Regions from separate parts of the Mus musculus genome. Here region 1 is linked to region 2. A link is a loop called in an ENCODE intact Hi-C map of the cell type or tissue named here. Cell type or tissue: left cerebral cortex. All regions are shown on one strand. Links, peaks and the distances in the headings refer to the core of each region. The heading gives the core; the rest is flanking DNA. Region 1 overlaps Trhde (TRH-degrading enzyme). Region 2 holds the start of Trhde (TRH-degrading enzyme).

What was found. A loop is a pair of places that touch in the nucleus more often than their neighbours do. Peaks named below come from ENCODE experiments on the same cell type or tissue, not always from the same donor. Only the 100,000 strongest peaks of a DNase experiment are listed, where the experiment ranks them.
Region 1: it touches region 2 in a loop (2.2-fold over the local background); 2 of 42 quality-filtered maps call a loop at or near these places.

What each region holds. Positions count from the first base shown.
Region 1 is chr10:114,454,760-114,466,992 of GRCm38, reverse strand. All of the region lies in intron 12 of Trhde (TRH-degrading enzyme), which reads left to right. Among named protein-coding and RNA genes, the nearest start is that of Gm40766, 300 kb to the left of the region's middle. In left cerebral cortex, for the core only: no CTCF peak of the experiment used is centred there; DNase peaks (open chromatin) are centred at 3,322, 3,676 and 5,137; H3K27ac peaks cover 2,135 bases.
Region 2 is chr10:114,799,840-114,812,072 of GRCm38, reverse strand. It overlaps Trhde (TRH-degrading enzyme), which reads left to right and starts at 9,771. Exons shown (of 19, transcript NM_146241.3): 1 at 9,771-11,554. The coding sequence starts at 10,650. It overlaps Gm15723 (predicted gene 15723), which reads right to left and starts at 10,347. Exons shown (of 2, transcript NR_155864.1): 1 at 9,810-10,347. In left cerebral cortex, for the core only: CTCF peaks have their summits at 3,071 (motif pointing right), 5,976 (motif pointing right) and 9,458; DNase peaks (open chromatin) are centred at 8,846, 9,578, 10,039, 10,348 and 4 more places; H3K4me3 peaks cover 2,493 bases; H3K27ac peaks cover 1,663 bases.

The sequences.
Region 1 (12,233 bases), core at 1,855-9,854, 340 kb after region 2:
ACTGATAGTACATTCAACTGTGAAGTCTGTTTGGCTCCATATTAATATAGTCATACAGTCTTATTATTCTTAACCTTTGCACAGCACATCACTTAGTTATATTTACTTTGAATATTTCATTGTCTTTGAACAAAATTTTCCTCTTTTTGCAGATAACTTATACTTTACATCTTTTTATTCTGATGGTGTCCACTTTTTAGTATTTCGCCCTTTAACATCTAGTGTGAGTAAATATTTAGATACATTTAGCTTTACAATTTTTGCTAATGTTTTGTGATTTTTATTGATGTTATGTCCACTTAAGCTTACTTCCTAATTTCTTCCCTATACTTATTACACATATCTTATTACTACAGTACTTCACCACATGCATGTTATAGGAAGAGCTGATCACAGAAAGCACAGTTTACAAAGGGACGCTTCTTTTCTTTCCATTTGCCTTTGCGGTTACCTTACTCTTCAGTGTGCATGGGTATTCATCGTGAGTTTTGGTTTCTAGGATAGAAAGGCTTCAGGGTTTTCCTCGTGTGTCTCTCCTCTCACTATGCCAGTTCTCAGGCTGCAGAAATTGCAGTTAGCTCCAACCTGAAATGCAACACCATCGCCTTTCATAGCTATTATTAGATATTATCGATGAAATTAATCCTCTCAGATAGCAGGTGTGTAAGCAGGCACAAAGGAACATGATCTTTGAAGTCACTTAGATGGATGGGGGTTGGTTGAAATTCAGCTCATATTTTATAATTCATTGGGGTCATGAGGTAATTTTTATCTCTTCTGAAATTTAGTAACATGTCTATGAATATGCATAAAAGCACTTCTGTGCTTATTTTTTATTATTTTAATTGTTTGCTAAGGCATATACTAGAATTTTGGTTGTGGAACTTATCAATGAGACTCTGTTTCCAACTTTTGAAACAAATTGTCAAATGGTTCTTTAAAATGAATACATTTCACAGTCAGAATAAGTTTTCTATAATAATTAATCTTTTGAACTGAAGCACTTCATTTAATTTTATGTATTATTTTAGACAAAAAAAGTTTAAGAAGTAATAATTTAAATGTTATTTAATTACCTTTTTTTTTTTTTTTAAATAATGACCTAGCCTATAATGGTCAGCACAGGTGTGGTGAATTTTATTTTGATTTTGATTTTTTTAATTTATTTACATTTCAAGTGTTATCCCTTTACCCCCTCCTGGAACCCCCTATCACATCTCCCCTCCCCCTGCTTCTATGAAGACTTTTCTCCACTTACCCACCCACTTCCTCCTCCCTATTCTTGATTTCTCTACCCTGGGGCATCTATTGAGCCTTCATAGGACCAAGGACCTATTCTCTCATTGATGCCTGACAAGGCCATCTTCTGCTACATATGCGGCTGGAGCCATAGGTCCCTCCATGTGTACTCCTTAGTTGGCAAATTAGTCCCTGGGAGTTCTGGGGAGTCTGGCTGGCTGATATTGTTGTTCTTCCTATGTTGCAATTTTTAAAATTATTTTTAGCTTGGAAAAGGAATAGGCAAGTCATTCGATCTGAAATTAGATACAAGTGTTTGTCTTTACAACAAAAATCATGTCTTGAAACAAATTAATAATGTCTGTCATCCTCATGCTAGCTATCAACAAATAGTAATAAAATGGCATTTGCAAGAGCTTTTTCTTTTGAGTATTAAACAAAACAGGGAAATAGAAACCTTCAGTATGGGCTTAGGACCAATGCACATGAACTATTTCTTGTTATTGTGTGACAGTCATTACAGACCAGGGTCTTAGTTATTATATTAAAGAGATATATGACAGTGAGCTGATAGTTCTGGCCTGTAAAACTGAATAAAAGTACTCTCTCTTTCTCTCTCTCTCTCTCTTCATTAACTTCACTTGACTTTTAAACAAATAACGGAGGATGGATTTTTAGATAGAATCAATTTTTAATGTGCGTTCATTTTAATATTCTGCTTGACACTTAGTTTTAAACTTTATTCTTATTCCTGTAGAATGAGTTCTCTCTAGATTTTCTTTGATTTCTAATGGCCTCATAACCTATTAGTTATTTAAAATATAGCATAAAATCTTAAATATAAAAGTTATATGCTAATGCTGTGTCTAGAACTCCTAGTACGTGGCTGAGAATGATCCATGTGCCTCTGCATAAACACACTGATGGTATTTTGAGAGCATTTTAACTTTCAACAAAATCTTTACCTATACATTTTTATTAAATCCTACATGGTAGAAATATGCACACTTCATCAAGTTGATGCTTATATGAATCTACTCATCAATTTCTTACGTGTATTACAAAATTTTATCAAATATACTAAAATACCCTAAATTTAAAATATATAATTCCAGACTGTTTCCTAGGAAAATATGTCAAATATATGTGGTGATTATCCACCATGCATGTTAGACAATTTAAAAACTAATGTATAGGCTGGAAAAATGGCTCAGTGAGTAAACTCACTTGCTGCAAAATTTGTTCCTTGGAACAAACAAATAGAAATAACATCTAGTTCCTGAATTTAAAACACACACACACACACTCGGGAGACCCTGCACATGACCAAGGGAAACAAACAAAAAACAGTAACAAGGAAGGATTGTTCATATTTTAACAATACTGACCATTTTCCTGATTCTGTAAGATGATGTTTAAAAAAATTGTAGAAAAGAAATAATATCCTGCATATATAGTGTGATACCATTCACACCAAGTGTTAGGTGGTATCAGAAGTTACTTGCTAACAGCAACTCAGAAAACCTTAGTACTTTGGATAATTATCAAAGAGTTCCCACAATAAAGTGGCTGGAAGAGTTGGACATCAAAGATAAACATCACAACAAAATCAACATGAGAAATTATTAAATTTAAATTCAAAGGAATTACAATAATCTGTTCTGAATTTTAGACGAAGATACATGCTCTGATTTCAAATGTCTAGATCGGTATTTGTCAACCTTCCTACAACTATTTATGTTGTGGTGACTTCCAACCATAGAGTTACTTCATTGCTCCTTCAAAACTGTAATTTTGCTGCTGTTGTGAACCACAGTGTGAATATCTGATATGTGGCCCCCCTGAAAAGGGATTTTGACCCAGCCATTGAAAAATGCTGGTCTAAATACAGGAGAAACGCACAGACTTAAGCTTCAACTGACTTAACAAAATAGAAAGGCCATTTCACAAGTTCCTTTTGTCAATCAGCTTCACTTTTTTTATGTGATCCTCTTTTAAAGCATATATCTCTGAATTATGCCACTAATGAGACTTTAGGAAAGAAAAGAACAATCTCTGTGCCAACCATACTGTAGGAAAGAAACCTTGGTCCCCGGACAGACTATGCCTTGCTTTGTGAAGAACCCACAAGCAATGTGGACACACAGTGTCTTTCCATTAAGACTCCTTTACCCAAAAGATCTTGGAGACTCAATGTTGGATCCAAGCTTTGAATATTGTAGCACTCTTTTTTCCTTGTTAACAACTATTAACAATCTTGTGAACTTTATTGTATTATATAGTTAGTCAAAAGCAACTTGTATTTTGCTTAGAAAATGTAAGATAAAGTTATATATAATATGTCTACATTTAGATTCCAAAATCGAAATAACATGAGATTTTCTAAGATGTCTAAAATAGAAATTTTATGTGGGGCTTCTTACAAGCCACATATGTTCTAGGCTATTTTTCCTTATATAATGCCACAACGGAGGAGGCAAAGGAAAAGAAACTTGTAATCTCTCTTTTTTTTCTTAAAATACAGTGTTCTTCAAAATACCATTTACTTCAGACAGTTACTAAACAGAAATTTAGTCAGATAAAATTAACTAACAATCATCTTTTTACAATTTTTTATTATTGGTAGCATTGTAGCAAGAAAAGGGAGAAAATGAATATATTTTCTAATGCTATATATTTAACAATGCTTTTCATCAACACATATGTGTATATATATATATATAGATATATATTTAGAGATATTCAATATTACCTATGACTTTTTAAAGTTTTACTTCAGAATCTATGTAGCCCAGGCTAGCACAGAAGTAACAATTCTTCTGTCCCAGTCTATGAAGATTGCAGCTGTGTGTCCTCATGTCTGACTCGGGGCTGTTTTAGTTTTATTATGTAGCCCTTCGGTTAAATTGAAATTGTCTTGGTTATAACAAGACAGAGTTACGGTACAGATAAACATATAAGCAATTTTAATATTTCAGTTGGAACAAGATTTGTTTCACATCTGCCTACTTTCCAGGATATAAATCACTTACAACAGTGGCGCCTAATTTTGAGGACATGAGGAGATGGAAAGCACCAATGTGCTGAAGCGTAAGCAGAATAATCTATGGATGACAACTGAAAGTGCCCTGAGCAGTATTGTGCAGGAGGGTGCTGCCGTCAACAGTCCTCTCAAACCCGAGTTACGAGGACCAATTATTTTTGCTTTGTTTCCCGATAGATATTTATTTGAATAAGGTAAAACATACATATTTATTATCCTCTAATTCCTCAATACCAATTGCAAGTAGCAGTAACACTCTATACAGACTCCATGAAAGAAGAAGAAAGACAACAGTGATTTATAAAAATCAAACAAACAAAAAACTCTGCGTGTGTTTAAATGCAATCTAAAGATAGATACAGTGCCAAGTCAGAAACAACATAATGGCAAATCCACTTGGTTGGGAGTCAAAGCAAAAGGCATATTCTGAGACCAGATAAAAGCATATTCGGGTCTTCAGTGAGTAGTACCCTACAACGTTATAAGCCATACCGCTAACAGGACTTCCTTACTTGGAAAATTGACCTCTGGAGGCATGCAATCCTGAATCTTTCTCCACAGGGAACAGCAGGGGAAAAAAACAAAAACAAAACAAACAAACAAAAAAAAACAAAAACCCTCAGGCCTGTTAGGGAAGACATGTAAAACCTTCATTTTTGTGGGAGGCAGAGGGTATGAGTGGTGGGCTGAAAGACACATATGTGGCAATTGGCTTGGCAACCCTAAATTGAGGCAGCTGGAAGAAACAATTAAATGCTAAATCACCACAATAGAACCTGCAAAGTACAGGGCTGAACTGTGCATCACACCACTTGGTCGCCTAACTGAAACGGGAGGATGGAGAAGAGATATGCCCCTAAACAGATGGAACCACTGATTTGATCAGAACCGGGTCTGAAATAACAACCATAAATGGAAACTACGTCTGCTCCAGTCGATTCACCACAACTGCTCTCTAGCGACGCTCCATCAGCAGCCACTCAGATCCTCTAAAAGTCCCTTTCAAATATGAATGATAATGACAGGGATGGTGTCCAGCTAGAGAAACACGGCAGGAGAAAAAGGGTTTAGTAATCATAAATGCGGAAGAATTTTACATTATGTTAAAAAGTTAAAATATCCACCTGTTTAATTAAGATAGAAAAGAATTAAAGCAAAAGAATGTGGCGTCTATGAAGGGACAGTTTGAAGAAAGCAAGCAGAAGAACTTGGAAGAGAAGAATCCTTAGGAAAGAGTCTAAGAACATTCAGATCTAATTGAGACAACGATCCTGTTGTTGAAGAGTTAAGGTATAAATCCTTGAAGCTCACTTTAGGTCGTGTGGAGCACACCATTTTTCTTTATCTTCTTTAGCCCATACTATTCATTTGCAAAGTACAATTCCATAACAGGAATGTTCAGGGGTTCAATTTTGCACAGGTCTTGCATGAGTCACAGCCGGCTATGACGTCATGAGGGAATGGGCGGGGTATGTCCAGAACATCTTCCAGAGCCCTGTTCCCATCCTCTAGCCTTAATGTCTTTTTGCCATTTCTTTTCTAGTGTTGTCACACCTTGGTAGAGGTGAGATCGATGATCATTTTAGGATTGAGTGTCAAATATCCTCTTATTCTCAGTACTTTGACCCACAGTTAGGTTTTACACTAATCATTGCTCAGTGTGAAAGGCTGAGCACACTAATATATTGAGATTATATTATAATATTATATATAATGTATTATATTGAGGACTCCCATGCCCGCTGCAGTTAAAGGTGATAGGAATCATTTTCTTCAGTGGTCTAGACACTGGTTAGTTGCCTAGGCTCCATTCAACAAACAGCATCACCCATGTTCATGCAAGCAACCCTATTTGATTTAAGTGGAATTTAAAAACATTTTTAAAAGCTATGAAGGTAGAAGGTGAAGTGTCCTGAATGAATTTCTTGAGGAGGAAGAGGAAGCAAGACAGGGAGAGTTATGATTTAATGATTTTAGGGATATGATTTAACACATTATCTACACATATAAAACAACTGAAGAATGGATAACATTAAAATGCTTTCTTATTTTGGTGTATTTTATCCTAAATTTCTACTACTCAGTCTGAAATGTAATTTTTTTTTCTGTAAATGATTGTTTTGTTCACAATGCAAACTAAGAGGCAGTAGAAAGGGCTTTACTAAGATTCTGGGGTTGTCATATAACTACTGATCTATAATTGGAGAGAAACAAATGTTTTTATATATTTTCCTATTAAAATATTATTGAACTTACATGTGAGAATTTGAACAAGACACATTTAAAAAAAAAAACACTGACGTGGGTTTTGTGCAATTGATGATCATGTGGTTTTAGAACCACATATTTTGGGATCACATGAATAACTTTTCCCAAGTACCAGGCACATTTTTATTATCATCTTGCATTTTTATCCTTGCTTCAACTTTAGAAAATTACCTCTGATAAGTGGAAATGAGGGTAAACTCTCAGGCTGCAAAATAGGCTCAACCATGGGGCTGTTATTAAAATTAATGAGTGTCACTGTTGGAATGCGGCAAATCTATATTGCTAATGTCCTCTAATTATTAATCATCGTTAAGCAGTTAGAACATCATCATCATTATATTTCTCAAGTTTTAGGTGAACATCATCAACATTAGAGAAAATCGAGGAAAAGTTAAGGTCTTCTACTTCTGGCAACAGAGTCCAGCATTAATTAAATATTTCTAAACCACTACTGTGTGTGTTGGATGGCTATCCCCTGGAAGCTGCTGTTGAAACAGAGAAAGTTATATAACAATTAGAAATGCTGGCTTTCAGACAACCCTTTTCAGGGCATGCTGTAGTGGTCCAAGCAAAATATTTTGGAGAATACAAAATGAAGATATGCTATTCTGATATTGTGTAGAGTTAGCAGCAGGTTTCAGATAATTTCAGTGGATTTTTATTCTATGAACTTAGCTTTTCAGGTCAATCTCAAACTCAACATACAAATCCTTCCCTGAGTTGTTACCGTCATTTTGATGCTACCATTTACCTCACAGTACTTGTGTCTCCATCAATGTGTTCAGTTTGGTCCTTTATTTCTTCAGGTCATCGATTCCTACTGTAATAAGGATAAATTACTCAAAACATAACTGCCATGTCTGCTTGTATAAAGGTGATTACAAGCAGGCACATGCATTTTGTTTCCTGACATATCTTTTCCTATATTGTGAATTATATATTTGAAGTCCCTTTTCTATCTTGGTGGCAATAAAAGTGTATTTTTACTTTCCCCATTTCATCTGTAATGACTCTGGCTAGCTCTTACCTCTAATTTGGAATGGAGCATAATATTCGGAGAGGTGGGAAAATATCACTTTAAGTCATAAAGAGTTAGATTAGCTGTTTCATTTCTCTGTAAGTACAGAATATTTTACTAAGATTATAGAAGGAGAAAATGCACAGCACACACAGGAGGTGGATTCTTCCCTGTCCCTTTTCCATCACTTTGTATTGCTTGAAACTCGTTTTTTGATGTGCTTCACTATAGCTAATGACAGCTATCTAGTTTAAGAGAAGTGAAGATGATAGCCCATTAATTGTTATTAAATTTTTTAAAAGTGCTGTATTTTCATGCATGCAATAGAACAAAATGTTTAAGACTAAAAAGAACAGAAATATTTCCCATGTGGTATGTGGTTGTGCATCAGACAAGTAATGGAATACTTTGGACTATTTTGCTTTCTGATAATCAAGTCAACCTTCTCATTTTTTTTTTCCTCTGTGGTCCCAACATGCTGTCAGCCCCGCTTCCCACTCCTGACTTAAGCACATGATTCAAAATGACTTTGGAGAGTTGTGCTGCTCAGGGATTTATAGGAGTTTGTTTGTAGAATCCACACCGCTGTACGGCAACCCTGTCGTTTTGGTGACAGAGCCAGTTTAACTCGTCTAGGATTTATGAAGGAGATAATTCAGAATAGCGTAATAATTTTCCCTTGGCGATTACACTATCATTTGGTGCTTTATCCCGAACAGGGAAAATGGATGTGTTGGGTTCTGTACGTGGGTTTAGTGGCTTGATGGAAGGAACAAATCAAGGGCAGAATACAGATGTTGAACATGTGGCTGCCAAGGTCTAGTTCTGGGTCTCCCTTCTGAAAGCTGTCCACCATTTTTGAGCATCTCTTTACAGTTGACAAAATGCTCTCACACTTCTTCCCCTTTGTCCTTGCGGACCCTAGAGGTTGAAGTTCAAATACAACTATACTGATGCCTCTGGAGCTAACTGGTGGTAGACTATTTTCAGGGTTCCTTCTGAGATTTTTGAGGTGAGCTGGGATATCTCTGGGTCTCTCTCTAGGACTTAAACCTTCTTCAAATAGTGTTAAGAATATCATGGACTTCCTAAAAAACATTAGGTTAAATACTAACATTATCTTCATTTAAAATATGTCCCTGAAGGATTAGGTAATATTTCAGAGTAACTGTACATTGGGTATAGTACAAATAATTTGAGGTTTTGATTATATAATGCATATACAGAACTAATAGCTAAATGGATACACACAGAGTGTGTGTATATATATATATATATATATATATATATATATATATATATATATATATATGGGTCATTGGTGATTGATGTGTGTGTGTGTGTGTGTGTGTTTGTGTGTTTGTGTTTGGTTACTTTTCTTTCTCTTTAGGACAAGTTGCTGTTTGACAAAGATTGAAAACATTCACTTAGAAATTTACTTAGAGGTGGTTGGAATGGTTATATGTTAGCATCTACCTTGATAATATGAATTTAGATAATCTGTCTGTCTAGAACATGCAAAGCATCACATACATGTAGCCTTTATCTCCGGGATCTGAAGGATACATTTAATCAAAATACTGAACAATGGTGAATTAAACCTATTTTTCCAGCAGAACAGTATTAGAACAGATTCTCCGGCCCTTCTGAAAAGTTCTGAGGGACGAAAACATATAAAGTTTTAATATTTGAACACACGTGTGTATTATAATCAAATCTATATGAAAAGCATAACTTTCAACCAACTTTACACCGAAGATTTGCCAGGTTATTTTTAAGTTATGTGGTTTGAGGAATATTTTTCTTTTCTAGTTTCCTGTTATTCACAGATTTCTCTCAATGCAGTCATATAGAAAATTAGAAGACTTTCTTATTCATGGGCCTTTAGGAAGATGATTTAATACCCTTGTGGAGGCAAACCAAGCCTCTGCAAAATCTTCCTTTTATTATTTATTTATTTATTTATTTATTTATTTATTTTATTCCAATGTAACTTTTTACTTTACTAGAAAACGTCACAGTGAAATAAACAGAGCTGATTTAGGGATTCTGTTTCCCGTGGAAATCATAAATTATCTTAAAATATTCTTATGTCCAATCAATATATATATTTCACTTGAATTTCCTATTAATTCTACTAATTCCAAATGGAAATATGAAGTTTCCTGGATACAGAGTGTATTTTATTTTAAAATATATTTTCTCATCAATTAAAGGATTTATTATTGGTCTCCTCTAAGTTATCACATTTGCATGAAGAATACTGAGAGACTCCTTTGCTTCTGATACCATCAAAAGCAAATCTTTTGCTTGGAAAATGTCAAAAAGTCAGTGGTTGTGGCTTCTTGCCATCCATTTCACTTACTAAATATAAAATTTCCAAGCCAGCATATCATGAGCAGATCAATTGGGAAACCATAATTAGCTTCTTTCTTATCTGGAAAGATCATGTGGCCCATTTGAGTTTGTCTTCCCCAGTAACCAGAGTCAGGCTTTGAAAGCATACATCAGAGCACCTTGTCATTCTCCAGCTCTAACCGTGACTTTCATCATACGTGAGAAACAATCTCACTCCTCACGTGCACTGGGTGTAGATGCCCATTTAAGGGTGTGCAGACTGGTGGGCCTGAAGTGCCGGAGTGTCTGTGTTAAGTATCTCAGATCATACCAAATTCCATCGAGACATAGCAGAAGGCTGCTGAAGAGGTAGACAAGAATTTAATGAGGATGGATTTCACTCTGTCTGCACTGCTCTACAGGACAGTACTACCAGGCATGCACTAGACCTCAGGCTCTCTTCTGTGGCCCGGCCAGTGTACTTTGGCCATGAGGCAAGCGAAAGATGATTGCAAAGGCCAGGTGTGGACTACCTGCATAACAGGCTCAACTCTTTCAATATTAATTACAGATGTGTATCTATCTATTTTCCTAGTAAGCCAATAAAGCACTTGTAGATAAAAACTATTGAAGAAAAACATTGAGGAGCATATCAATATGTCCAGATAATTTTGATGGACACTTTTTATGGGCTTTTCTATAATCTCTATTTAACTTCTGCTGACCCAAAATATTGTCTTCCAGCCAGTTTTCCAATTTGATGAACCTTCAGTTTAAGAGTTACTTCAATATAAATATTATCAGCTCACAAAGCTTATAAGTATGAAAGGGGAGGAGATTAATTTATTTCCTACTGTTAATGATTGCACGTGAAAGGTCACGTTTTTAGCCAATGTAAAGGAACCTTGAGTTATACAACCTCTTCTTTCATGAATCCTTATGTCTCTACCACACCTTCAATGATAAATAGAGTGTCTGTACTTTTTGCTCTTGTTTCTATGAAAAAAAATACCTGCAATAAGCAACTTAGAGGGAAAATGGCCTTTGACTCACAGTTTCAGAGGTCCTCTGTTCATCATGATAAAGAAGACATGGCGGTGGCAGCAGTAGGAGCATCAGCGTCAGCATCTCAACTGATGGGGTAGAAACTTGTGACTGCCTATTTCCACAGCTCAGCACAGAAGACAGCAAACTTAGACTGCAATGAGATGCATGTCGGACATTTGAGAGCCCACCTGTAGTGCACTCTCTGAGACCCCACAATGCAAGGATAACATAACCTCCCAAATAGTGCCACCTGCTGGTTGGAATATTTTGGGCTGAACCTTTCCTGGCCCCCGCCACCCCTAGCACTAGCTTGATTTACTTTGAACTTCTATAACAGGTTATATTATATTAGGTATTTTTGTACTATTTATGTACAATGTCCCTGTCTTCTTAAAGCCCTTTAACCATCATTGAAAATATTTACTTTTGAGGAAATCATGATAATGTGTAAATTTAAGAAGATTTGGCAAATGCTCTTGATTTCTTTCAAAGTGATACAATATTATTGACACAATTTGAGGAATATCTATCAAGTGCCTATTTAGTGCCAGTTTTTGCTTTATGATATGGGCTAAAATGATGTATGGAACATGCTTTCTTTGTTTCTTTTTTTATTTACTCTTTTAAGTAAAGTTTAATGGATTTTAGAAAGTCATATATATAAAAGAAATCTAACACTATCATAAGTATCCAGTTTTGGACTCTTCAAACTTCCTCACATAGCCTTTTAAGCTATTTGTAGTTGTGAATTTCAAGGCAGTCCTGCCAAGACTCCAAAATTAAAAACCGATGATTTGTCTCAAACGGATATCTGCAGAACATTTCATCCAAACACAAAAGTGGCCTGGTTTTCTGTTTGTTTGTTTGTTTGTTTCGATTCTTAATGACTTCAATTTCCTTGGTGATTATTGGTGTAGTAAAATTGTCTATCTGATCTTGATTTAACTTTGGTAAGTGGTTCGTTTCTTTTAGATATTTCAATTTTGCAGAATGTGGGTTTTTGAAGTATGACTGTATTTCCTTGATGTCTATGGTTTTGTCCCCCTTTTCACTTCTGATTTTGTTAATTTGGATATACTCTCTCTGCTTTTTAGTTACTTTGGATCAGGGTTTGTCTATCTTGTTGACTTTCTCAAAGGACTAAGTCTTTGTTTCATTGATTCTTTGCATTGTTCTCTTTTGTTGTTATTTTATTGATTTTTAACCCTCAGTTTGATTTTTTTATCATCTACTCCTTTTGGATGTGTTTGCTTCTTTTTGTTCTAGAGGGTGCAGATGTCC
Region 2 (12,233 bases), core at 2,474-10,473:
ACCATGTGGCTAACACAGAGCAGAGTTTGATTTTGGAGCTCACTACCTGTACTTCAGAAATGCCAATGTACCTTTTCATGGTGCCACCGTTGGAATTACTATTTTTTAAAAACTTCATTTCCTTAGGCTTGGGTATTGTGTATCCCTTTAACTTGGACCCCTGAAAAAGCAATGAATCCTACATTTCTGGAAAAACTGAATGAAGTAGTTCATACCTGGACACTCAGGCTTGATCCACCTTGGAATTGTGGACACAGAAGGAAGGAGAAACTCTGGAAAGCCGATGCTCCTTTATTGCAGGCAGGCAAAGCAGGCAAAGACTGATGAAGTGTGACTGGGGTCCAGAGCACAACTCATTCTCCTGTTTTAATGTAATTCCATCCACCTAGCTTAGTATATATACAAGGTGTCTCGGCAGCATTAACGTCTGAGCCGTAGGCAATCAGATCTGAGGGCTCATTCTGCTCAATCCATAATGTGGATTATGTTTTATAATATTGCTAAGACTTGATTATTTGTACATCCTGCAAGGCCTAGCTCCTGCACCGAACATTTAAAAAGAGAATTGCTACAGAACATTGAACATTAAACAGGGAGCTACTATAGGTAAATCTCACCAAAATAAAGAAATGATCCTATAATTGCAGTATTAGAGCTATCTATTTGGATAATTATTATCAGCTTGGCCATCCTGGCAAGCTCTGGGAATGAGAGGGTGGCACAAGGAACGGCTAGTGCATTTAATTACAGTTCAGGGTAGACAGAGACTGATAAAGCCCTTACATAAAACATAGGAAGCCCACGTCTCCACTCTTATCTCCTTGAGTCTGTATCTTCATAGATAGGTACAGATAAATGAGACACATACATCCCATAGGTGACCTGATGATCCTAGGAAGTGGTTGTCAGCATTCATGTGAACCTACAGACATACATTGACATAAAACACATCATTTGCTTTAAATGGGTTTGATTTTCTGTCTAGAAGACAAAATGGAACATGAACAGCCATCCCTTACTGAGTTTACCTAGTTGAGTGTTAGTACTTCTATTATGAATCAATATTCATTACTTCCCCACATTGGAGGATTAAAGGAACAAATGATCCTTAGAAACTGAAAATGAAACCCACAAGAAATGTCAAGAAAAATATCTGATGGGGTCTCATTTTTAAGAAAACTGGAAGGCAATCGTATAAGCTTTTTGACATTAAAGGAAAAGGCTGTTGCTATCTAATGTAACCCAATTAATTTGGATCTGCTTAATTTGAAATCAGTAACGGAGTAAGATAGGATGCGGATTTGCTTCTTGGAATTTTATTTTAAAGGCCTCATGTATAATAAGAATGTTATAAAAGTACAAAGATGAAATTTGTTATTGGAGTTAGGCACTGCACTAAGTTGAGGTATTTCTTATTTGTATCCACTGTGGCTTTTATTCCTCCAACTGTGCACAGGAGCAAGGAATTTTCTAGAGAAGACTATTCAGAAGCTCACCCAGTTTACAGTGAGAGAAGACATACTTTCATTATTAAGGCTGAAATTGAAGCACAAGAGAAAGATTGAAAACATATGGTCCTCAGGCAAGAGAGTATCCTTTGCTGATATATTTGTTTAGGTGAAACTCCGAGCAAAAGAACCTGTTGAGTGGTGGATTTTTAGAGTTAAAAGGAGGATGGCAGATCCATTGTTGCCATCCCAAGGAATCCTTTGCTTTGTCTTTGAACCAAATTGGAAGGAAACGAAGTCTGTCAGAAAGTCAGGGAGAGATTCAAATATCAAAAGACTCAAAGATTAACAATTAAAATCCCTTCCTTGAGTTGGAAGTAACAACACATCACTTACAGAGGTAAAACACGTACATCCTCCATGTTAAAAATGACCAAGGAGTGAAATTCTGAAGGTTTGGCAGTATGTCAGGTAGAAGTTGGCTGCCCTAGTTCTGTAATAAGATTTTAGCAACTCTATAAAAATAACTTAAATTCTTGTTATTATATATATGATGGCAGCATAGATGATATTTAGGTGATAGTTCAAATCTAAGGCCTTGTTGCCATATCCAGGAACAATTACTTCCTGAACAATACGTTATAACCTTCAACTCTAAAATAGGGCGAGAGTTCAAACACAAATATTTACCTCTGCAAGACGTCAAGGTGACTGGATTGCATACTACTTACTCTTGTTCTGAAATGACTTCATAAATGCAGTTTCAAAATGTGTTTCCCTACCACACCACATCTACACACGTGCACGCACACACAGACACATGTACACACTTACCTATAAAAGCAGTGTGTTCAGGTGGAACCATTCCTGTTTGTCTGGCTAGATAAAAGATGACTATAGCATCTCTAATACATAGAGGGTGTTTGGTTGCCTAACACATTCCCTGTGTTTCTCAATTAAAAAAGACATTGCCGCACACTATCCTGCCCATTTCCTTATTCCCTTTATAGCAGCAGCATAATTTCAGAAGAAATTGAGTAAGGTAACTCAATGCAAATGCATTCAATCTGTTGCCAGAAGTAAGGGCATACTGACTGAGTCAGATATGGGAGCTTTGAGAAAACAGGATTAAGCAGCATTTCAGATCCCCTGGAATCAATTCCCACAGGCCACCGTTGTCGAAATGATGATCCCGAGTTAAGAAAAAACACTTTATTTTTCTTATGGAAGAAAAAAAATCACCAGGTAGAGCTTGCCACTTATGCGATCCTAGATAAGTTTGGTGATTATCCTGTAAATGAACCTCGATTTTGTGTGTGTGTGTGTGTGTGTGTGTGTGTGTGTGTGTGTGTGTGTGTGTGTATAGACTCCAATATTTTCAATCTCTGAGAAATTGTTCTGGTGTCCTGAATGGATGATTGCAGAATTGTGGCAAGTATCTTTTGGTGAAGTGGTTGTTTCTTTTAGAGGAAAAAAAGGGGGGGTGGTTATAGCTTCACTGTGGTATTTTCTAATACTAGGTTTAATACAGCAGAAAGATAGATGGATGGACAGAGACCAAACTCCAAACTGAAGCCTCTTTAGTAAATATTATGTTACTGTCTAACCCACAAGGTGGCACTAAAGAAAAAAGTGACAAAAAGGAAGATCCCCGGCAAAGCTACTCACTAAATCGACTCTGCATTCTATTCTATTAAGGGAATGAATCCTATTTGATGAAGCCACTACCCACATTGTAATATGGTAATAACTCCAAACGTCTCTCTCTCTTCAGGGTAGTTGTCTTTCCAGGACTGTTGTGGAGCAGAAAGTTCCTTTCAGTTCCAGAGGTTGTCATTTTCTTTCGTTTACTCATTTTTCTTTTTAAATCATAAGATAAACTATGATACAATAAGATAAGACAAAAATGAACACATTGGAACTGGACAAAACAACCAGAAGGGAAAGAACCCAGGAATAAGTGCAGGCATGAGAGGTCTAGTCATTCACAAACTCAGGAATTCCATGAACACTAAACCAGAAGCAGTGATATACACGCAGAGGACCTGGTGCTGACCCATGCAGGACCTGTCCATACTGCTTCAGTCCCTGCGAGTTCCTATGAGCTTTGATCCTGTTGGTTAAGGGGACCTTGTTTTCTTGTGTCTTCCATCCCCTCTGGCTCTCACTATATTTCTGCCCCCTGTTCCTCAGGATTCCCTGAGCTCTGAGAGGAGAGATTTGGTGGAGACATTCCATTTAGGGCTGAGGGTTTCAGGGTCAGAGCTGGTTGATGCTGTATAAGTAGTTATTCTGAGGGAAGTTTTAGTCTATTTTCCCCCCCCCCAGGCACAGATTTCATTACTATTGTTTGGTCATAAACCATTTCTAGTTCTCGCTCTCCAACCTCCACCATCTTGTATAGTGCTCAGAGTATTAAATTTTAAAAAGATAGCATATTTAACCTTAAAGACTTTCTAGTAGATTGCTGTATCTGGGCTTTTGATATTTATAGCATTATAAGATATGGTGTTTTAAATTTATGCACGTATGTTCGTGTGTGTGTGTGTGTGTGTGTGTGTGTGTGTGTGTGTGTGTGCATAAAGGTCAATCTATGATCACAGAAATATTTAAAGAGATAAATAGGATGTTTTATTAAAAGAAAGATGAGGGATTAAATTATGTAAAAGCTGCAAGGGTGGGATAGAAGAGACAGATGAAAGAAATAAATCAGGATATTTTATATCTTTATGTGATGTTATATTATTACCTATAGAAGCGTGTCTTTGAGGCAGATGCTCTTCGCAGTTTAAAGAAGTCAGAAATCATTTAAACCACATGATTTTGAGCTGGTATACATATCTATATCTATCTATATATCTATATATCTATATCTATATATACCTATATCTATCTATCTATCTATCTATCTATCTATCTATCTATCTAGAAATATAATGCATTCAAATATCAAGACTCCTAAGATATAAACTGCTCGTTTTGCATGAAAACAAATTCTAGGCAACTCTTCCAATCATGTTGTTCTCACCCTAGGATGGATAATACTGTACTTTCCCCTCCTATTTTCCTCATTACTTCATAAAAATGATTACTTTTCTCAGGGTTCCATTGTATTTTATTTTATCTATTTCATTTCGCTGAGCCAACACTCAGCTAACATAAGTCATGAGTAGAAACTGTCTGCTCTGACAGGGCTACAGACCCAGGTGGACTGGTTCCATTCTAAGGGTCTCAACTATTGGTGCTAACACTGACCTCATACTTTATGAAACAGATATCAGTTACACAGCTGTGTGGTTTATCTTAGGCTTACCTTACAGGGAATAGTATGCCACAATCTTTAACGTTCAGGTGGGGGAGAAACACTGCTTGGTTTTGAATCCCAACTGTGCTATTTACTAATTAAATGGCTCAGCCCTCAGATGTTAGCTGGTCTGAGCCTCAGTTTCCTCATGGAAGCAGCAGCAGCAGCATTGTCCATATGGTGGCTGCTTTCATGACCACATGAGCTAGGACAAAACACTTAAAACAATAGTGGCAAGAAGCAAGTATTAATTAATAATTAATAATAATAATTAGCACTACTACTTTCCCTCCCATATGTATGTAAAAGCAAGTGTCTGAGAAATTTATATTTTTGATGACCACAGGTTTTTATAAATTTGCTATCCCATTTCTTCTGCTCCTGTACAAATTAAGTAGTTCAGTGGAAAAGTCTCTAGGAAGTTAATGGGTTAATTTCTATTCTGTGCGTAGACTTTGGCACATATTATCTTTGCCGCTTTCATGAATAAACTACAAACATTTCCATGATACATACTTTGCTTTTTTATGGAACATTCGTATAGAGATCATAAACCCAAAAGCCCAGAGTGAACACTGAAGAGTTTAAACCTAGCAGTAGAAACCCCCAAAGAAAAATAGAACTTTCTTGGATTCTTTGTACTCTCTGCTTTGCATGTAACACTGAATGCCGGGACTGGGAATTTTATCATAGATTACAGCCATACTTCTTCTTAAATTTGCCATCTAGAGAGGCTCATTTTGTGCAGAGACTTACTCTGTTTTCCCTTCAGCACAACTGTATGACTTCCTGAGGACTTACAATCTGTGCTAATATATTGGTACTTTAGGCGGTTTATAAAAAAAACAACTTCAGCAGTTTTCAGGCAGTTTAAAAAGACATATTCAGATTCACATAACACTTCCATCCAGTCTGATGCCTTAGAAGTCAGACAGCCGACAGTTAAATCAAGGTATCAATTTTAGTTGGAAAACAGAAACTTCCTTAAATATTCTGTCTTTTATCTTCAAGTTCAGGAGGAAGATTCTAATAGAAAAGGCAACCCTTTTTTTTTTTGGATGAAACTCTTTATAAAAGACTCAGGTCAAATGTTATGAAAAATTTAAATTGTGGAATAGAGAATTACCAAGAACTTTGATGTAACAGGGATTTGCAGAGTTGAAGATTTTCATCAAATTATCACTATTTTGGATTTTAAGATGCTGTTTTTCTGCTGCCACATGGGGGCGCCACTACAGCTGGGGAGCAGAGATTTCTGCCTTGGACTGTCAGCAAGGGTCTTTTAGCTGCCTGTGGTCTTCAGAAAAGGATTGCAGGCCTAAGCACGCCAGTCTTTTTGACTACCAGTGTAGCGGCTTGCTTGGTTTACAGTCTCCTGTGCATTAGCCAGTACAGTTCTTACAATGTCATTTTCCTCCTTAAATTTTTAAGTTGAATTTTTTTCGTGTGTGTATGTATGTGTGTGTTCATGTTCATGTGAACATGTGTGTGCATGTGTGTGGAGGCCAGAGGTTTACTTTAGGCACTGTTCTTCAAACACGATTCACCTATTTTTTATTTATTTATTTATTTATTTATTTATTTATTTTTATTTTTTGGAGAATGTTTCTCATTGCCCAAGAGCTTGCCAAGTAAGAGGCCAGGCTGAATGGCCAGACAGGCCCTGAACTTCCTCACCTCTGCTTCTTCAGTATTGTAATTTGCAAGTATGTGCTACTATGCCCAGCTAAAATAGGTCCTGGGGATCCAACTTAGGTCTTAGTGTTTGCAAAGTAGGCCACATTACTGATTGAGCTTGTCTCCCCAGCTCAAATTTTGTTTGTCTTTCATGGAGAAGATTAAAAACCTCTTGGCAAAATGAGGAAATTAGCTCCCGAGGGCTGAAAGGTACTTCCTCGAGCCCTCTGATATTAACACATCAAGAAACTGAGTTGATTAAGTAAGTGGAATAGGATCACAAAAGGTTGGGAGGGTTGAGTGGGGACGTAGCTCTTTCTTCTGAGCCACACAGTTTCTGGACATGAAGAAGCTAATCACACTTTCAGAGATGGAGTATGCAAGGGCACTCAAGTTGTGCATGTTCATGCAAATCAGTGTGGGGACAAAAGGCAGTGCAAGTTTAAACAACCAAGGAGCACAGACCATCGCTCCCTGCAAGACAGTTCATTTTGATTATCGACAGGATCGGAGTGTAGATTTGATTAAAATCAACTTCTGGTGGACTTCATGACTTTTAAACATTCAGATTATATTCGCTTTTACAAGTCCCCAGACCTAATATGGACAACATTTTAATGACATTTATTAGTTAAAGAAAAAAAAAAACCAGCATGACTTTCTCACAACAAATAAATGGTTCTTGCTAAGTGTCAGACACTGAGAAGGTGCCTCCCTTGTGAAGAACACAGCCTGATTGTAGCATCACAGTAGCCAAACCTTTCTCTAATCAAGGGACTTAAATGCTAATGACAACTTTTAAACCAAGTGTTTGTGGTTAATTCCTTCAATATTCCTCTTAGGTTCACAACCTGAAACTTTGCCTGTTCTCTGCTGGTTTTGGTTTGCAGTAGGGTGAACATTTTCTTGGAAGATAATATAAAACTTTATTCCACCAATGCATCTTTCTCGGGTTCTTTACACTTTCAGACGTCACAAAAGGAGAAAAAATTCACTTTATATTAACAGGAGAGAAACACATATTTACTTACTTGATCTTTGATACTCAGTTTATTGGGTAAAGCCACACAAAACGGGAATCAATAAGCTAATAAGTTGTGCCCACTTCATGTTAATAAACTTGAATTTGCTTCATTTGTGTCTCAAAAACAATCCATTTGCTAATTTAATCAGTCAGGACAAACATTTCTAATCAGTAAGTGATCTGCTTTTTTTTTCCTCTTTTCTTTCTTTTCTTTTCTTTTCTTTTCTTTTCCTTTCCTTTCCTTTCCTTTCCTTTCCTTTCCTTTCCTTTCCTTTCCTTTCCTTTCTTTTCTTTTCTTTTCTTTTCTTTTCTTTTCTTTTCTTTTCTTTTCATTGCAATGGTTTTGAGAGTTACCTAACAGTAATCTTCATGAGTTCTTGGAAAGTAATGGCCTTGTAGCCTGCACGACTAACATCACGTTAGAGACAGAAAGCCTCAGAGACCCCCTAAGAAGGTTGTTTCTTCATTAGGCAGGGGGTGCTTAGACTCGCAGGACTCACTCTAGAAGCTGCTAGCTATCTGTGTCCCTTAGGCCAGGGTTCCTGAATGTCTAGACCAGAGCCCTGAAGTACTAAAGAATATGGTGTACTCTTGGAGTCTCAGGTGCTCTTTTGCCTTGCTAAACCGTATTTCCTAACTTTGGGGAAACAATCTAACCCCTCAGCTCTCAGCTCCTAAAATGCACATAGCCAGACCCATATGAAAAAAAAAAAAAAAAAAAAAAAAAAGCAAGAACAAAGATGGTTCAAAACAGAGCAGAAAAAAGTAACTGGGACAGAATGTGGCATTTCCCCTGGTCTGTTGCTGGCGGCCCACATACAACATGCTTAAAAATACCCACCCTGGCACCCATCTTCCTTATTTATGATGATGCAAGTGGACATTTAGAAAGCATGGTATTGAGCAAGTACCCTAGCTAGGGATGAAGGGAAAAGAACTTCTGCAAGCAAGACTCCCAGTTTAAAGTTGATGTTGTGTAACTGAGCTCCTCTTATTGGCCAGGCTTTAACAATATCATTTTAAGCCTATTTTTCACTACCCCAAAGCTAATAGTCTCTCTCTTTCTCTCTCTCTCTCTCTCTCTCTCTCTCTCTCTCTCTCTCTCTCTCTGGAAAATAATGATGGTGATGATTTCTTAAATGCAATCTGGATTTAAACAAACAAAAGAAACATGTAAAGAGACATTTCTTCATTTTTTTTTAAATTGACTGAGCCAGTCATTAACTCTTTGTCGCCTTCGAGGCGGCTGTCTTTCTAAGCATTGTTTTAGTTACAACTCTATCAGCACATTTTGAAGTTTCGATAGCACACCCCCTCTACTCTAGTGGAGAGAACTCCAACAAACTCCTGAGAGTCCAAAGGCGGCCAGCAGGCTATATATGTCCTGTGCTTTGATGATTCTTGCTGTTAGCGTACACTGGGGGTTCATAACTGTTCTAATGAAGTTTAAACACTTTTCATGATGATACAGGGGAGTTGCAAAGAAGAATTGTGCCTAGGTGAAGTAAGACGCTGACAAGTCACGTGAGTATGGATTGATACACTGTCCTACTAATATCCAAAGTCATGGGGCCTCCACCCTCAGTTTTCCTTCCATTCGTTTCTGAATATTGTATTGTGGGCATCATGTTGTAATGCTTTCCCCAATCTCAGAATAAAATGCGTTCTATGGGGAATCCTTCTCTTGTCTTTAGTCTTTACTTACGGAGGAGGACTCTACTAGTTCATTGCTAGCCATTATTTCTGACTGCACACCTAGCTTCACTACACTGGTGTAATATATGCAGCCAGGCTTTGGAGAATTTATTTCAATTTACATACAGTCCTCTAAATCCTCTGGCGAGCTTGATGTGTGATCTGACACTGCCTCCCCAGCAGGCTCTGCCTTTGCTCTTGATGCTAATAGCCCAAGGCTCCAGTGGTCCCTCTGGGGAATCCGCAGTAGGGCTAAGGAGTCGGAAGAGGGGTGACTGCGGGGCTTGTTGCGCCGAAGATTTACAATGTACTCTTGCAGGCAGCTCAGCAACCCCCTCTGTGGCTGTGGGTGTCTGGTGTGACAGAGCGGAGAAAAGCTCTCTCTAATCTCCCAGTGCCTGCCTCTGTCGCTAAACCTCTCTCCTCCCTCCTGCCTTCCCTTCCTCCTCGCTTGCTCCCTCTCTCTGCTTCCCGTTTCTCCGGGAGTTTCAGTCCCTGAATGCAGCTGGAGTACCCTTGGCAAAATCTACACCCGGAGCCCGTGTACACACACACATACACGCACACGCGCGCACACACGCGCACACACATGCACACGCGTTGGCACACACGCACGCACTTCAGTTCTTCCCCCGGGGACGCGGCTCAGACCTTCATCTACCTGAAGTGGACACCCCGACCGGACACTTCTTCACTTGTCTTCTCTGGAGGGCAGAGCATCATCGGAACGCGGGAGGCTTGCTGCCCAGTCCGCAACCTCACGCCTTTTACCGCCACCACTGCTTAAAGTGTCCAGGGTGGAGAAGGCTTCTTCAGGACGGATGCTCCGCGGCCGTGGGACTTCCTCCGGCTAGCTTACTCCAGTCCTTTCCTCGGTCCTCTGGTCCATCCTCTCCTCTTCCACTGCGGGGTGGAAGGCTCCAGCGCCTTCCGGGCTGCCGCCGCTGCCACCGCCGCAACTGTTTTGGCGAGCACATCCCACCCAGAAGACGGAACAACGCTGCCAGAGTGCGGGGGGCTGGTGAAGCCCTAACTTGTCCCCCGACTCAGTCGCTCTCCCCAGCGCTCTCTGTCCTCTTGGCCGAGCCGAGGAGAGAGCAACCGCCGCCGCCACCCTGGTAGAGTGCGGCGCCCGGGAGGACAGGCGAGCCGCAGGCGCACAGGGGCGGGGGCGGCGTGTGCCCGGGCGCCCGGTGCTGGCCCGACGAGTAGCGCGCACCCGGCGAGCGACACGCTTCCCAAGTTGGGGCGCGTCCCAGAGCTGGTTGCCCGGCTATCCGCAGCTGTTGTCTGGAGAGAGGCGGGGCTGATGGGGGTCGTCTCGGTCGTCACTAGCCTCCAGAGTCTGTCTTGAGAGAATCTGAGCTGGCCTCCCTAGGGTCCCAGCCGGCGTCGCGCCCTCCGCCCGCGTGCGGTCTCCAATGACTGCGCTGGAGGTGGCCCGGGTGGCCCGCCCGCTAGGGGTGTCGGAGGGGGCGGGGGAAGAGGAGGAGGCGGTGTGATGGCCCTGGACGGCGAGAGGGGGGAGCAAGAGGAGGAGAAGAAAAAGAAGAAGAAGAAAAAGAAGAGGAAGAAGAAGGAGGAGGAGGGGGCAGAGAAGAGCAGTTCACCCTTTGCGGCCACCATGGGAGAAGACGACGCCGCGCTCCGGGCAAGCGGCAGGGGGCTCTCGGACCCGTGGGCTGACTCGGTGGGAGTGAGACCCCGCACCACGGAGCGCCACATCGCAGTGCACAAGAGGCTTGTGCTGGCCTTTGCCGTGTCCATCGTGGCACTGCTGGCTGTCACCATGCTGGCCGTCCTGCTCAGCTTGCGATTCGACGAGTGTGGAGCGAGCGCGGCGATGCCTGGCACCGACGGTGGCCTCGGGGGTTTCCCCGAGCGCGACAGCAACAGCAGCTTTCCAGGTTCTGCCCGGCGCAACCACCACGCGGGTGGGGAATCCTCTCAGCGTGAGAGCGGCGAGGTGGGCACCCCGGGGACCCCGTCTGCCCAGCCGCCGTCGGAGGAAGAGCGGGAGCAGTGGCAGCCCTGGACACAGCTGCGCCTATCCGGCCACCTCAAGCCGCTGCACTACAATTTGATGCTCACCGCTTTCATGGAGAACTTCACCTTCTCTGGGGAGGTCAACGTGGAGATCGCGTGCCGGAACGCCACCCGCTACGTGGTACTGCACGCCTCCCGAGTGGCGGTGGAGAAGGTGCAAGTAGCTGAAGACAGGGCGTTCGGGGCTGTCCCGGTTGCAGGCTTTTTCCTCTACCCACAAACGCAGGTCTTGGTGGTGGTATTGAACAGAACCCTGGACGCGCAGAGGCATTACAATCTGAAGATTATCTACAATGCCCTGATAGAGAACGAGCTTTTGGGCTTCTTCCGCAGCTCCTACGTGATCCACGGGGAGAGAAGGTATGGAGGGAGGCGGTGCCCTGTGCTGCCCCACCCCGCCAGGCGGCTCGCACTGCTGAGTGAGCGCCGGTGACCTCCGGGACCCAGTTGGCTTCTAATATCCAGGAGCCCGGGGTTAGGGAAGGAAGCCAAGGTGAGGTGGGATGGTCCTCTCGAACCATAGGGGTCTCTCTGATGCCTGGCCTCTCACCGTTTGCTATGTTCACAAACTCAGCAATGCCAAAAGATGAATACTGCTTTTCCTCTAGGTCGGACCTTTCTCTTATAGACTGGTAATGAAGCCAGGCATTTGGGCTTTTGCTTGTTTCTCTAAAGGTTGCAGTTCAGTTCGTAAAGGATGATAAATGTAGAAAACAACTTCTCAGGTTACAGTGGAGGGAAATAGTTGATAACCAAAGAGCAGGAAACAGAGTAACCCAGCTCTCAGGTGAAGTCAGACACGCCCCCTCCCCTTCACAAGCCCACCTCCCTTGACTATGGGAGATTCAGAACAAGCCCCGGCTTTGGCTTTGTAAAGTTTTCCCAAATTGCAAGCTGAGATTTTGAGCACAAAGAGAACTTGCAAGGAAAGGTTGGCAGGGGCAGGGGCAGGGGCTGGGGGCTGGGGGCTGGAGTGGTGGTTGCGATGATCAGAATCAGAGAGAGGGACCTCTGAGGCACTTTGATCTCTCCTGAGAGT